2 separate regions of the Mus musculus genome follow, and region 1 is linked to region 2. Evidence: chromatin contacts called from ENCODE Hi-C or POLR2A ChIA-PET data. All regions are on one chromosome and are shown on one strand. Each heading gives the region's core, a stretch centred on a gene start or an enhancer-like site at or near the end of the contact. The rest is flanking DNA. Distances are from core to core; before and after follow the strand shown. Region 1 has its middle 34 kb from the start of 1110002E22Rik. Region 2 holds the start of 1110002E22Rik (RIKEN cDNA 1110002E22 gene).

The links. A loop is a pair of places that touch in the nucleus more often than their neighbours do. ChIA-PET counts read pairs that join two places held with the same protein, here RNA polymerase II (POLR2A).
Region 1: a loop to region 2 is called in a map of heart, with 4 times the contacts of the local background. The contact joins the enhancer-like site here to the promoter of 1110002E22Rik in region 2. A Hi-C loop is called at or near these places in 7 of 37 maps with a recorded cell type or tissue (gastrocnemius and heart). POLR2A ChIA-PET finds 5 or more read pairs at or near these places in 1 of 5 experiments (Patski).

The regions. Positions count from the first base shown.
Region 1 is chr3:138,024,213-138,031,344 of GRCm38, forward strand. No RefSeq gene overlaps it. Among named protein-coding and RNA genes, the nearest start is that of 1110002E22Rik, 34 kb to the right of the region's middle. Within about 2 kb of position 2,284, at least 1 of the 3 ENCODE cell types and tissues checked has a DNase peak (open chromatin) inside an H3K27ac peak, as active enhancers do; it is heart, where a contact is called at or near this core.
Region 2 is chr3:138,060,149-138,066,366 of GRCm38, forward strand. It overlaps 1110002E22Rik (RIKEN cDNA 1110002E22 gene), which reads left to right and starts at 2,094. Exons shown (of 3, transcript NM_001370862.1): 1 at 2,094-2,150; 2 at 4,873-6,218. The coding sequence starts at 4,904. The region is part of intron 1 of Gm5105 (predicted gene 5105); the gene reads right to left.

The sequences.
Region 1 (7,132 bases), core at 1,034-3,533, 36 kb before region 2:
GGGTGGTGCCATCCTTGGGCTAGAGGTCTTAGGTTTATAAGAAAGCAGGCTGAGTAAGCCGTGATGAGCAAGCCAGTATATAGCACTCCTCTGTGGTCTCTGCATTATCTCCTGCCTCCAGTGTCCTGACTGTTTGAGGTCCTGTCCTGACTTCCTTCAATGATACACTACAATGTGGATGTGTAATACAAAGAAACCTTTTCCTCCCCAGCTGGTTTTACGTCAGGGTGTTTCATTGCAACAATAGAAACCCTAAGAAAGGCAGAAATTAAGTTACTCCCTGTCTTAGTCAGGGTTTCTATTCTTGCACAAACATCATGACCAAGAAGCAAGTTGGGGAAGAAAGGGTTTATTCATCTTACACTTCCACACTGCTGTTCATCACCAAGGGAAGTCAGGACTGGAATTCAAGTAGGTCAGGATGCAGGAGCTGATGCAGAGGCCATGGAGGGATGTTCTTTACTGGCTTGCTCAGCCTGCTCTCTTACAGAACCAAGACTACCAGCCCAGAGATGGCACCACCCACAAGGGGACCTCCCCCCTTGATCACTAATTGAGAAAATGCCTTATAGCTGGATCTCATGGAGGCATTTCCCCAACTAAAGCTCCTTTCTCTGTGATAACTCCAGCCTGTGTCAAGTTGACATAAAACTAGCCAGTACACTCCCTATGCAAAGTGAGATAAATGTTCATTGTTGTTAAAATTGCTACATTTAGAAATGTATTATCTGGCTCATTTCTTGCTGAGGACACTATAACTACTCAGCTGACCTTGGCAGTGCAATCTTAACAGGATGACACATGTTAGAAAAGTCATGTGAAGCCTAAAATGTTTAACAGGAGGGTAACTAAGCATCATACATGCATGTATATACACATCTAAAGTCCCCTTCATTTTTCATGTTTTCTCCTTGAAACAAATGGTGGATACCTTTAAGAATAATACACATGACAAAACAAAGTAAACATTGTCTCTAAACGACACAAACACTGTATCCATGCATAGCTTTCTAGATGCAATGCTAATTCTTCATCTCAACCTGGCCAAAAAACAAAACAAAACAAAACAAAACAAAAAAAAACCCAAACCAAAACAAAACAATAGGCAGACATAAGATGCCTGCATGAGGAGAGAGATTAGAATTTTGCAACATGTAGGATAAGGGTTGGAAGGAAATATAATGTCAGTCTTTATTATTCTGTCCAATATGGGTAGGTTAAGGTGGGATTTATCTGACATCACTGTGAATGCTATTATCTCTAGCAAAATGAGGCTTGTGGGTTTCTGTATACATATGAATATTACATCTCTTCAAAAGCACTTGACACAAATTGAATGCTCTTCTGCTTTTCTTTCTGTTGCTCTGATGAAACACTGTGATCCAAAGCAGCTCTCAGTAGAACGGGTTTATTTGGTTTACAGGCCAGAATTTGTCCTGGTGTGATGTTAGGGCAGGAATTCAAGGCAGGAACCTGGAGGCAGGAACTGTTTAAGGAGCCCTGTTTGCTGACTACTCTCTGGCTCTCTGAGTTTTCTTATGCAGCACAGACCATCAGCCTGTGGTACTGCCCATTGTGGACTGGCCCTCTTGGTCCAACTCATAATCAAGACAATCCCCTCCCAGATATGCTCACAGGCCAATCTCACCTAGGCAATTTCCCAGACAAGGCTCTCTCCTCTCAGATGACTCTTGGTTGTGTCAAGTTGACAGTGAAAACTAACCAGGGCAAATACTAGGTTATTGAGTAGCTGGTTGCTTTTGGAGTATTGATCATTTTCTGACATTAGATGGCTTTCCCTTACTTGCTCATTATCTGTTAATACCACTAAGCTGTATGTTTCAAATGTCTTGGTTCTCTCCATACTCCCAATACCTATCCCAGTACTTGATATTTATTATAGTAAGGTGGTTGCACCATTTTTGAGTATGTAATAACACAAAATAGACAACCAAATGACTGGATATTTTATAGACAATTTCTACAACCAATAACCAACCCCCTTTCATCAACTCTTCTCTTCTCCTTTGCTCCTCCTCAGCCTTTCACCCAGTCCATCTCTTGGCCTCTCCGTGGCTTCAGCTCTCTGAAGGTTCACCCACAGCTTCATACACATGAAGTGAGGCAAGCATATTTCGGTCTCAGCGCTTTACCAACAACGGACGGTTTGGTTCTAATTGCAGTCACCTTTCACTGCAGTGAGCACGTCTGTCCTATTCGGCATATTTAGCACTGTGTTCTTCTGCACAGCGTGATCACTGGACAACAGGAAGTGCTGATGGAGTGGAGGAAAGCGCTTGCTTGGCAGCTATTTATAGCACTTTTGAGAACCGAGCTGCACAGGAGTCAGACTGCCTCCAAACCAATGATCTGTGTGCTAGCCAGGAGCCAGGAGCTTCTGGCAGCCCTACAGCACTGTCTTGTGAACAGCGCTTGCTGACTTGTGTTTCCTTGCCTTTCCCCAAAGTACAGGCTGGTTTCGCTCTCATAAAACCCATCATTTTACCCACTAGAATCCCATGAGTTAGATATAGCTTGATAAATTAACATTTCATTACTACATGCACGGTGACAGCTCATGAAATTTATTTTATTTGTTATTATTATTAAAATGAAAAGGATTTCACAAAATGCACCCACACTCTCCCCATATACAAATTTTTGCATAGTGATGAGATAATAGGATTAAAAAAAATTCAAGATCTAAGAACGGTGGCAGCTTTGACATTTAAGAACCAAGGAAGGAAATATTAGGAGTAGATATTTTATTTGTTAATGAAACTCTACCTTCCAGAGAGTTCTAAATGTGTACCCTTGGTGTAATGGACTTCAGGTTTTTTAGTATTAGTGTTTGTTAATCAATTATTAATGGTGAAACTGAATAACTATAACAGTACAACTTCTATAGGTTTGAAGCCTAGTGTCTGAAAACCGAAAAGGTTTTCTATTCGCCCTTGCAACACCCCACTTATCAACAAAATCCAACCCCATGATGCAAGGATGCTAATTATCCTTTTCTGTCTATGCACTTTGCTGTGGAATTCCTAACATGTCTGATTTGAGGTTGTTTGGACTTAGATTCAGGAACATGTGAGACTAATAATCCCAAAGTTCTCCACTAGGTATCACATATGCATACGTAAATATTTAGTTGCAAGGTACCTACTGGCAAGAGATCCCAACCTCCCTATTTTATGAATGGGGACTCTATGTCCAGAAAAATATAGTGACCTGCCAAAGGTCTTACTGCTCGGTTAGTAGCAAGGATAGAAATAGACTCAGTTCCAGGGTTCTCAGGCTCCAGCTTCTCACAGGCATTCTCTGCCTCTGCCTTTTCCTGGCCTCCCTATGAACCCCCCCCCCCCACATCCACACCCACCACAAGGTCAGTTACCATAGGATTCTCCTCTGTCTTCTTAGGCACCGTTTCAAATCTAACACCGCAACGTCCTTGGCTTTCACCTTCAGTTTGGATTCAATCTTTGGGCAGTTTTTCTAAGCAACACCCAGAATACATATTATGTCTCCACAAGACTTGGCAATTCACCGTGGTAAAAAGAGTGAGTCACCAATTTTCAGTCAGAGAGGAACAACATCTTTCAGGGAAGAGATGGTTGGAGCTGTTTTCAGATGGCATAGCCTGAGATATGCTACTGTCATACTGTGAACTGAGGCCAGAGACTACCAAAGATCAGCTATGCAAGAAGAAGCCCAGGCCCACGTAGTCAATAGGGCTAACACCCAAAACACTGGGGCTAAATACACACCATTGTTCTCTTCAGAAGCTCTGTTCTCCCTAACTCAAGATGTTGGAAGAACACTTAGCTCAGTGGTCTGAAGACTTAGAGTCAAAAGACCAAAGCTCAGGCCCCACACTAACAACTTCCTGTGACCTTTGTAAAATCACTTAAGTATTTGCAGCTTCAGCTTGCTTATCTCTGAGATGTGGTGGGAGATAATTAGCCTGGTTCTTTCACCTGGCTGCAGTGAGCAGCAAAGGAGATAGTGAGCCCTGTAAAACATTACAGAAAAGCAAAGCTACAGCACTGCCTTTCTTAGTAGCACTGCCCTTTACCAAATGCAGACATTTATCAACATCCACCCTGGTCTCACCAAACAACAGGCTCTTTGAATTATCATCTGTCTCCATTTCTCTCTCTTTCTCTCTCTGATCCCTGTCTTTCTGTCTCTGTCTCTCTTTGTCTCTCTCTGTCTCTGTAGGTGTGTGTATATGTATGTGTGTGTGTGTGTGTGTGTGTGTGTGTGTGTGTGTGTGTGTGTTGCTGTGAATGGAATATAGATCCCCATGCACACTAGGTGAAACACTCTACCTCCAAGCTATTCCTCTAACTCCAGCCTACATATTCCAATTTTATTCCAGCCACTGAGTAAGAGAGCACAAGGCTGTGTGCTCTAACCAGGCTCAGCTCCTATCCCATCATTGTACAAATCCAGACTATAGACTTCCAACACTAATGCTTACGATGGGAGTGATTGAGGAGCAAAAACAAGGAAACAAACTAGACAAGACCTCCCTACATGAATTATGCAGAGATCTGAGTTTGCTTGTACTCTCTGAACTCTCACACAAAATGAACTGGATCATCCTAATGGGTTTTCCTATCCCTTCCTAGGGCCTTCGAGCACACTCTTTCAAGTTTTGCTTCACTTGACAGTCAACATTTAAAGCTTTGGGCTATAACACAGAGTGACAAAGTTTACTCTGCGAAATCACACATAAGGATGGACTGTACCCCTTTAACTGTTCCGAAAGACTAGGTTTTCTAGGAAAACCTCTTTCTAGTGCACAAAAAAATCCCGCATCTTCTGCTCTTTCTTTCATTGAGCTCCATCTAATGGCAACCCCGTGCTCTTCAATAGTGAGGGAGATTAGCTGCTTCCGATATCTGCATCCCCACCTCCATCCCCTATCCCCAGAGGTTGGGGTAGGTTGCTCCAAGCTTTCTCTGTAGTAGGGGTCCATCACCTGCTGCTTTAGGGTTTTACCACTCATTTCTGACTTCATTTCTGGGTGAAAAAGAAAAACGTGTGCTTTAGCTTAAACATACTGCAAAGCAAGCACACCTCTGTGTACCTGCTCCGAGTTGCAACCGTCAGGGCTTGGAGCCATCCAACCCTTCTCACTGTTGTCAGACAAGAACACAGGATTGAGAATGGTGTGGCCAGAAGGCCTGGCTAGCAGCCCCTTACTGCGCTGCTTTGTAACAGTGAAGCAAGGTGTGAGTCTACAGAAAAGACACGCTGTAGTGGACACGCATTTCCAGAGGGAAATAGCAAGAGCCAAGTCATGATGGCTCATTATGGTTACTCTGTTTCTCAGAGCTGACAGACCCAGAGTCCCTGCTTGGAGGCTGTCATCCAGGAGCTGCTGACTGCATGCTCTGCTGAGTCACTGGCCTTGGCAAGATGCGTTGGCTGAGACCCGGTAGGCAGGTGATGGACAGAGAAAACAGCTCTTTACACCACCCTGTTCTTTACCCTGCATCCCTTTCATAAGACTCACTTTTTATTTTAGTCCCTCCCCTCAAGTGATGGACAGAATAAAGCCTTCTAAATCAACTTGTTCTTTAAACTGTGTCTGCCTCATAAAACTCAACTGCCATTTTTTCCTCAATCTTTCTATATGGTTTCTTGATATGTGTTTATCTTTAAGTTTAGTGTGTGTGTGTGTGTGTACACACATGAGAGTGAGAGCACACTTGACACTGTGCAGGTCAAAGAACAATTGTTCAGGAGTCAGTCAGTTCGTTCCTTCCAGGGTCAGACCTGGGGATTGAACTCAGGTCACCAACCTTGTGCTGCAAGCGCTTTTTACCTACACAGACATCTTGCAGACTGGCCCTCAGTTCTGTTCCTTATATCTGAGCCAGTGTTGAAAGCACATTTATTCAGAGATGTCATAACCTAAAAATGAATACCTCGAAGTCCTATTCTCCGGTGTGACTCTAGAAAAAAAGATCTTTAAAGAGGTACACAATTAAATTAAATGAGGAGGTCGCTTAGGTAGGTCTAATCTGATAGGGTGTGTGGCCTTTTAGGGAGGGATTAAGATATAGGCAAGGATTCATAGAATATGACTATGTGAACAAAGAAAATCCACCCACCTGAGTCAGGCAGTTGTGACCATAGCTGACTCCAGGGAGGAGAGTCTTTGTTTCTTCCTTTCTCCACTCTTGCCCCACCCCCTCTAAGCACGAAGGCATATGAGTGTGTATGTAGAGAAACATACCTTCCCCCACACCCCCACACCCCTGCCTGGGAATATTTATACCCTCCATCAGTACTAGTTTGGGAAAGTTAACCCAGTACCAGAAATGACATAATTCAGAATTAAATGAGCAGGACCCATCCCAGGCACCTGGTCCCACATCCCTGACAAGTGCACCACACTAGGGTGTCCGTGCAGTCAGATGAACTCAGCTGCCAACTGAGGTGGGCTCCTTCAGGAAGCTGCGCCAACTCCCACCTTGTGTCTTTACATCAACTTCCCTAATTGGAAAGATCTTCCATCCTGACTGAGCCAGTAGACATTTCCGCTGAGAGGCTGTGAAGTGACACTTCCGGAAGCAGCTGTTTGCCACCCAGAACACCCCTTGGAGCAGCTGGAGGGCCCTTTGTTGTCTCTTTGTTCTTCAGCCGGTGTCCCTTCCTATAGAGGGATGTCTGGCTAAGGTTACACAGGACCGGTGCTAGAACCTTCACTCTTCTCAGCAAAGGTGAATGAGTATCACAATACCTTGCATGAAAGAGTTGTTCTAAGGGCAAGGACGCCTCTAGAAAGGGAGCAGAAAAATGCACTTGCAGGGCTGGAGACATGGCTCTATATATTTGCCTAGCCTGTGGGATACCCTGGGGTCAGTGCCTAGCATTGCATAAATCAAGAATGGTGGTATGTGCACCTGCAATCCTAACACTTGGGAGGTGGACAGAGGATAGAAGTTCAAGGCCATCCTTGGCTACACAGCAAGTTTGAGGCAGTCTACACTATAGGGCTCTATCTATCTATCTATCTATCTATCTATCATCTCAAAAGCAATTGTAAATCTCTATTTCAATTCATTTAGCATCATCTCTCTTCCTTAAACCACAAAGGTATCTCCTCTACTGACTG
Region 2 (6,218 bases), core at 844-3,343:
ACAGTAACCTATGAAAGGCCAGGAAGACATTTTCCCTGTCCTGCTACCCTAGACTGGGAAACCCCATGCCACCGCCTCCCTTCTCTCTTAACATACAATAGGATGACTGACAGGCCACAGATAAGATGGACCCAGATTTAGAGTAAGTCTATTTTAAGTTGTGTTAAAGATTCCACCTGAGGGTGGTCCTCAAGGGCCATTTTTCTCTATATAGTCATATCTAAAACATTGACACCCCCACAGCTCCCCCACGAGGAAGGCCAGACAGCCCCAACTGCCGGACATAAAACATCAGGGACGTGGAGGAATAACAGAAGAGAAAGGGGTTGAAAAAGGCCCAAGAGGAGTTCAAACCACAAGAAGAAGAGGAGGGCGGCAGCCAGAGAAGATGAGTTCCCTGATATGCGTGCCTCCTGGCTCAAGCCGCAAAGTGAACAACCACTCCACTCCATATCTGAGCTTGTGGGCAGGCTCAAGGGCTGCTTACTAAGGGTTTATTTCTGGTGGTGAACTGTCCCTTCCTGTCCTTCCAAGTTTTAAGGGCATAGCTAAGGGGTTGCATCTAGAGTGTGTGTGGCCCCATGACACCATGCCGGGCTCGCCCTCCCACCGTACATGCTGTTTTCCCCTTCACAGGGATAGCTGGCTCCTAATCCTGCTTCTCCATGTCTTTGGACCAGCTGGTCCCGGAGGCGGGCAGTTGGCTAAAGGCTATGAGACAGCTTAATTAGCCTGCGATGGGTATGGTCCTGTGACACCCCCCCCCCCCATACACCTCATAGACTTGTACTCAATTAACTACTTAAGGTTGGTTGGGTCCACCTCACACCCAATTTTAACCAGGGCTGCAGCATTTGATTATTGGGAAAAATGGTGAAAAGCCCTACAGAGGCACAAGCTTTTACTTAGCCTCGCTTTTTTTTTTCAGTCCATAAAGTGGAAACAATAACTACTTTTTAGTCATATGATTATGGAGGGCTTATTTCAATAACCACGTACCTTTTAGTACATTAAATAGTATGATAGGGCACCTTCTTTCAGATGCCAACTTTCACATGTCCATCCCTAGGCTTGGAAAGGTGCTAGCCACGTCCTAGGTCTTAGGCAGTGGTCCCCAGAAAAGCCTTCTTCACATAAGTGTGTGCTGAGAGCGATACACATCTTTATGGAAAGACCTTCAACTCAATATAAAGCACCACTGTCTCTTCCCTGCTGTGCCCCAGACAAACTAAGAATGTTTGTGGTTGGCCAAGGGTTTGGCATTGACTCTGAGGTTAAGTTTAACCTAATACATCTCTTCGTTTCCAGTCTAAGGTTTGCCTTCTGTGAACGGTTTCTTCTCTTGAATAGCACACTTAGTTATCTTATTATGCCAGATTTGGAGACCCAAAATATAAGCATGACCTTTAATCAGCTGGTGGGTGGTCTGGCCTTCGTTCTTCACTTCTTAAGTCATGTTAAGGTTTTACATACACTGAACTATCTCAGAAACCCTTCAAGGAAAGCTAAGAGACTTTCTCCTCAGAGAGAAATGTAACAACGCTGAGTCACTTCCTTTGTTGCTCCTGGAGTTCCCATATAAAGTTATCAACAGGGCATACCTTGCCTGTCTAACCACGCGTGCCTGCTCACCATGGGTTAATACTGGCAATATTAGTCACATCAATTGCTCAACACCTGAGGTCAGGCAGGCAACCACTGAGTTCATCTGTAAAAAAGTGATCAGAGTCATCTGTAAGAATAAAAGGCACGGTGGCTACCCACCTGTAAGAATGAAGGACACGGTAGCTACCCATGACTCCAAGCTACTCCACTAGATCTCAGACCACCCCTTTTCATGGTACCATAAACTAACCCAGAACTCTGAAAAACACCAGAAGGGAAACCGTGTGGAGTCCTTAATTGTCTTCTTTACCCTAAAGTTGGCTGCTGTTTTTCTATTTATACATTTCTTTTCTTTTAATAGTCAGCCCTACTATGGTGTTTCAGCTTATTTGATTTTAAACCACAAAGGGAATTTTTGGTTTGACTTAAAAAAAAAAAAACCTTTTGGAAATTGACTTTATATGAAGGAACCCCCACTACCACCATATCGACACTGGCATTGTTTAGCTGGAAATCCTTGAAGGAGCCACACACCTATTCTGAAGGTAAGAACCCACGTTAGAACCGAACCAGGCTGTGTCTGATTGTGGGGGAGGGGGTTGGGGGGAGGTGGGGAGCTTGGCCAGGGCTGGGTTCTCAGAGAGGGGAGACCTCAGGAGGTTTTGCGGAACTTTGGGTATTAAGAAATTATGGTGACCAGTTGTAGTCTGGGACCTTTAATCCTAGCACTGGGGGAGGCCGAGGCAGGTGGATATCTGAGTTCGAGGCCAGCCTTGAAAACACAGAAAGAAAGGAAGAAAGAAAGAAAGAAAGAAAGAAAGAAAGAAAGGAAGGAAGGAAGGAAGGAAGAGAGAGGGAGAGAGAGAGAGAGAGAGAAAGGAAGGAAGGAAGGAAGGAAGGAAGAAAGGAAGGAAGACAGGGAGAAAGCAAGCAAGAAAAGGAAAGGAAAGGAAAGGAAAGGAAGAAAGAAGAAGGGGAAGAGGGAGAGAGAGAGAGAGAGAGAGGGAGAGAGAGAGAGAGAACATTACCATATACCCTGTGTGTCAGAACTTTCAGTTTTATATTTTGCTAACCACAGGAAGAAACTCAAGAAAAAAAATCTGTTGTGTTGCGATGACAGACAGGGCCATATGACAGCGCTAGAGTGATTCTTCCTTGGACTATACAGAAACTCTCGCCTCTTGATTAGCCAGGAAGCACATGTGTCTCACACTGTCTTGGACTATCTCCAGGGCTTTCTTACTGCCCAAGGCATGGTCAGCCTCAAAGAAAAGTAAAAATGGCGAGCTCAAAAGTCTGCTTGCCTGAGAGAAGGGGACTATATTTAATCCATTTTATTAACAGAATCGTGTTCCTTAGCCCCCCAAGTCCATAAAGTGTTCTCGGGTTGAATATCTGAAATAAAAACAAACAAACAAACCTCAACCAGTTACATAGATTATTTGTGGTCATGCAGATTTGATAGTTGACGGGGTAACAACTCTGAATGGTTTTGTGGGGACCCACCTTGACTGTGGGGACCCACCTTGATTGCCTATCGTAACCGTAAAGGTCTCCAGCTGGACTGCCTAGGTTTGAATCATGCCCTACCTCTGTGTCTCAGGTTCCCCGTCTATAAAATCAGTATAGTAATTGTACTTAATTCATGTGGTTCTTACCAGAATTCAATCATTAATATGTGCGTAAATGTTAAAAATGTTCCTAGTTAGTTGTACTTACTAATTAAGAAACTAAGATTTGGAAGGTATTTCTTTTTCTTTCCCATGACCCTGAGTTATGGCTTAATAACCATTGCTTTATTCCAGATGTTTTCAGTCTCTTCTGGGCACGTTTTAGTGGCAGTAGAGAGGGCAGAGGGCTTGTCCTAGGGAGAATGGTGGGGTTGGGATGCCTACAGGGAGAGAAGGTAGACGCTGCAGTTGTCAGGGGTGACTACTTCTCACTTACGCACATGCCTACTCAGAGGAAGGAACCCTTTTCAGCGTGGGGATGGCATTCATGTCAAAAGGGGATGGTTGGCGGTGTTATTTTCCTTTCCACAAATGTGGATGTTTAAAATAGGGCTTTATCCAATCGGCATAGGTGACACACAGACTATGTATAGAGGTGGACTTGGGCCTGGCAGATGATGAGGGCCAGGTCTCACCAAAACCTAGTCGTGGTTTTCCATGGACCATGCCCGGGGAATCGCCCCAAAGGTTGCTAGCACTGACCCCTCTGTTGCCTTGGCAAATCTGCCTGTCCAGATCTTGACTTGTTTGGAATGAATCTATCTCAGAGCGGGTGAACTGGGATTTTGGCCGTATTTTCAGGGGCATGCCAGAGGCTCACATTTCCTCTCTGAACCTCCCTCCAAGCCGCACTGTACTCAGGGAGGGTAAGCATATTCCTTGTTCTTTCCTGCGTTTTGACTCTCTGCCCTGCAGAGCTGGCGTGCAGCCAGGGGAACCCAATCGCTGAGCTGTAGCTAAGGCTATATTTAACATGACTTATTGTCTTGTAGTGCGTTTACAAGTTTAGGAACGGTTTTGAGCTTGAGTAGTCACTGTAGGGATTTGAAGTATTGTCCATATTGTCTTTCTGTATTCCTTCAGAATGCCTGTAGCTTAAATTTATTTAAGGAGCTTTTAGGTCTCGGGAAATTCCCCCTTTAAGCTTTGAGTAAACACAGCAAGGATTTTAGAAGAGGTTTGGTTTTTTTGTTGTTGTTGTTGGGTTTTTTTTTTTGTTTGTTTGTTTTCTGTTTTTTTTGTTTGTTTTTTGTTTTCCCAATTTGAAACAAATAGGTTATGTTTCACAGAGTATAAGTCTGGCCAAAGGGAAGGATGACGAAATATTCTTGTCCTGTGAAAGCTTCTATGACCATCCCTCATCTGATTTTGCTCTCCAAAGAGGGAAAGACAATGCAAATGAGGCAACTATAAAATTACCATATGCACAAGTGGGACTTGAAATATTTCTGGAGTTTCCTTAATGGATTTGAAGTACCGTGAAAAAATTTGAATTTTGAACAAGGAGAGAAAATTCATTTAATCAGAGGCTGGGGAAAGATGGCAGCCAGCGAAGGGTAATTGTGCGCTTGCTAGACGCCTCTAAAACAGATTACAATGAACATTTGGCTGATTTGAATCAGAAGCCACATTCCTCCCCCACCCCGCCTCCTCTCCGCATCTCTTCTTTTTACCCTCAAGTGTAGTTTCGATATGACTAGGGAATGGACACTAAAAATATTTCTGGAATGACGTGACCCTCTATCTCCCCATCCAGGAGAGCGACAAAGCTGTACAAGGGACAGCACATGCTTTCCGTTCATTTCTGGCAGACCCCTGTCCGACCTACAGATGCTGCTTCGTCGCTGGCTAATGGCATTCAGACCCCCACCCACCGACGCTGTCAGACAAGCAACTGGACTGGACAGCTCAGCAGCAGGACACTGGCCACAATCGCGGCCAGAGCCGCAGCCCCCTGGCTACAGACCACCTCTGCTGCCTCTTTTGGGAGCCCTCCCACCTCCCTCTGGCTTGCCGAGGCCCCACCACAGGGGCTGAAGAACTGGGCGGTGGTGGCAACTGTGGCAGTGGTACCTACAGCCTTGGGGCCAGCCCAAGCACGTGGGAACCTGTTTCAGGCCACTCTGTGGCCCCTCCGGGACCAGAGGGGGACCCAGGACAGCCCCAGCGCTCACCACTGCCTCATCTTGTCTCTGAAACCTGGACAAGGGCTCAGAATGGAAGGCGGTACGTCTGACATGAACTCACAGACCAGCCTGACGCCTGCGGAGGACCCGGTGAGCCGACCACAAGACAGCCCGGAGCCCAGGCAGCAGCTGCGGCCACTACCTGAGCCGTCAGCCTCTACCCTGCCTGAAGCCAAGTATGTGGAGACGTGTGCTTCAGCTGGACTCCGAAGGGAGAGTCCCCAGACCCTGAAACTGCCACCAGAACAGCAGGCCTCCAGGAGTCCAAAGACAAAAGCCCAGGATGAACCCAGCGGCCATGCCCCTGAGGCTCCAGCTCCGGGGGAGAGTCCTGCTTCCTCCCAGTGCCTCCCCTCCCAGGCTTGTGAGAACGACTTCTCGTCTTCCTCCTCCTCCTCCTCCTCCCTGGTGGACAGTGCAGAAGACAATGGCCTTTCCAAAATGGACGATCCCACCAAGTTACTGGGGGTCCTGGCCACCTCCTCTTCATCCTTAGGCTTTGAGAGTGATCCCGAAACGAGCTGCCGACAACACAGAGAAGAAGCAGGAGACCGGGCAGGAGCGGGGGAGGACAAAAGAGGAGGGGTCGATGATGGAATAGCGTCCTGCAAGGACATTATTGCTAAGTCCCACAGCAAGAGGGGTCCCCTGAGAAACGAGGATGCACACTACATCACCACCCATGAGATCCAGCTGACTGAGGTAGAGCAGGGTATGGATTTCGACGTGGGGCTGGCTTCTCGCTGGGACTTCGAGGACAACAACGTGATCTATTCATTCGTGGACTACGCTTCCTTTGGTGGCAGTGATGAGACCCCAGGAGACATCACCACAGAAGAAGATGATGACAATAGCTGTTACGTCAGCACCACACCAAGCACCAACACCACTCGGACTCCCAGCCCCATCAGCAGCG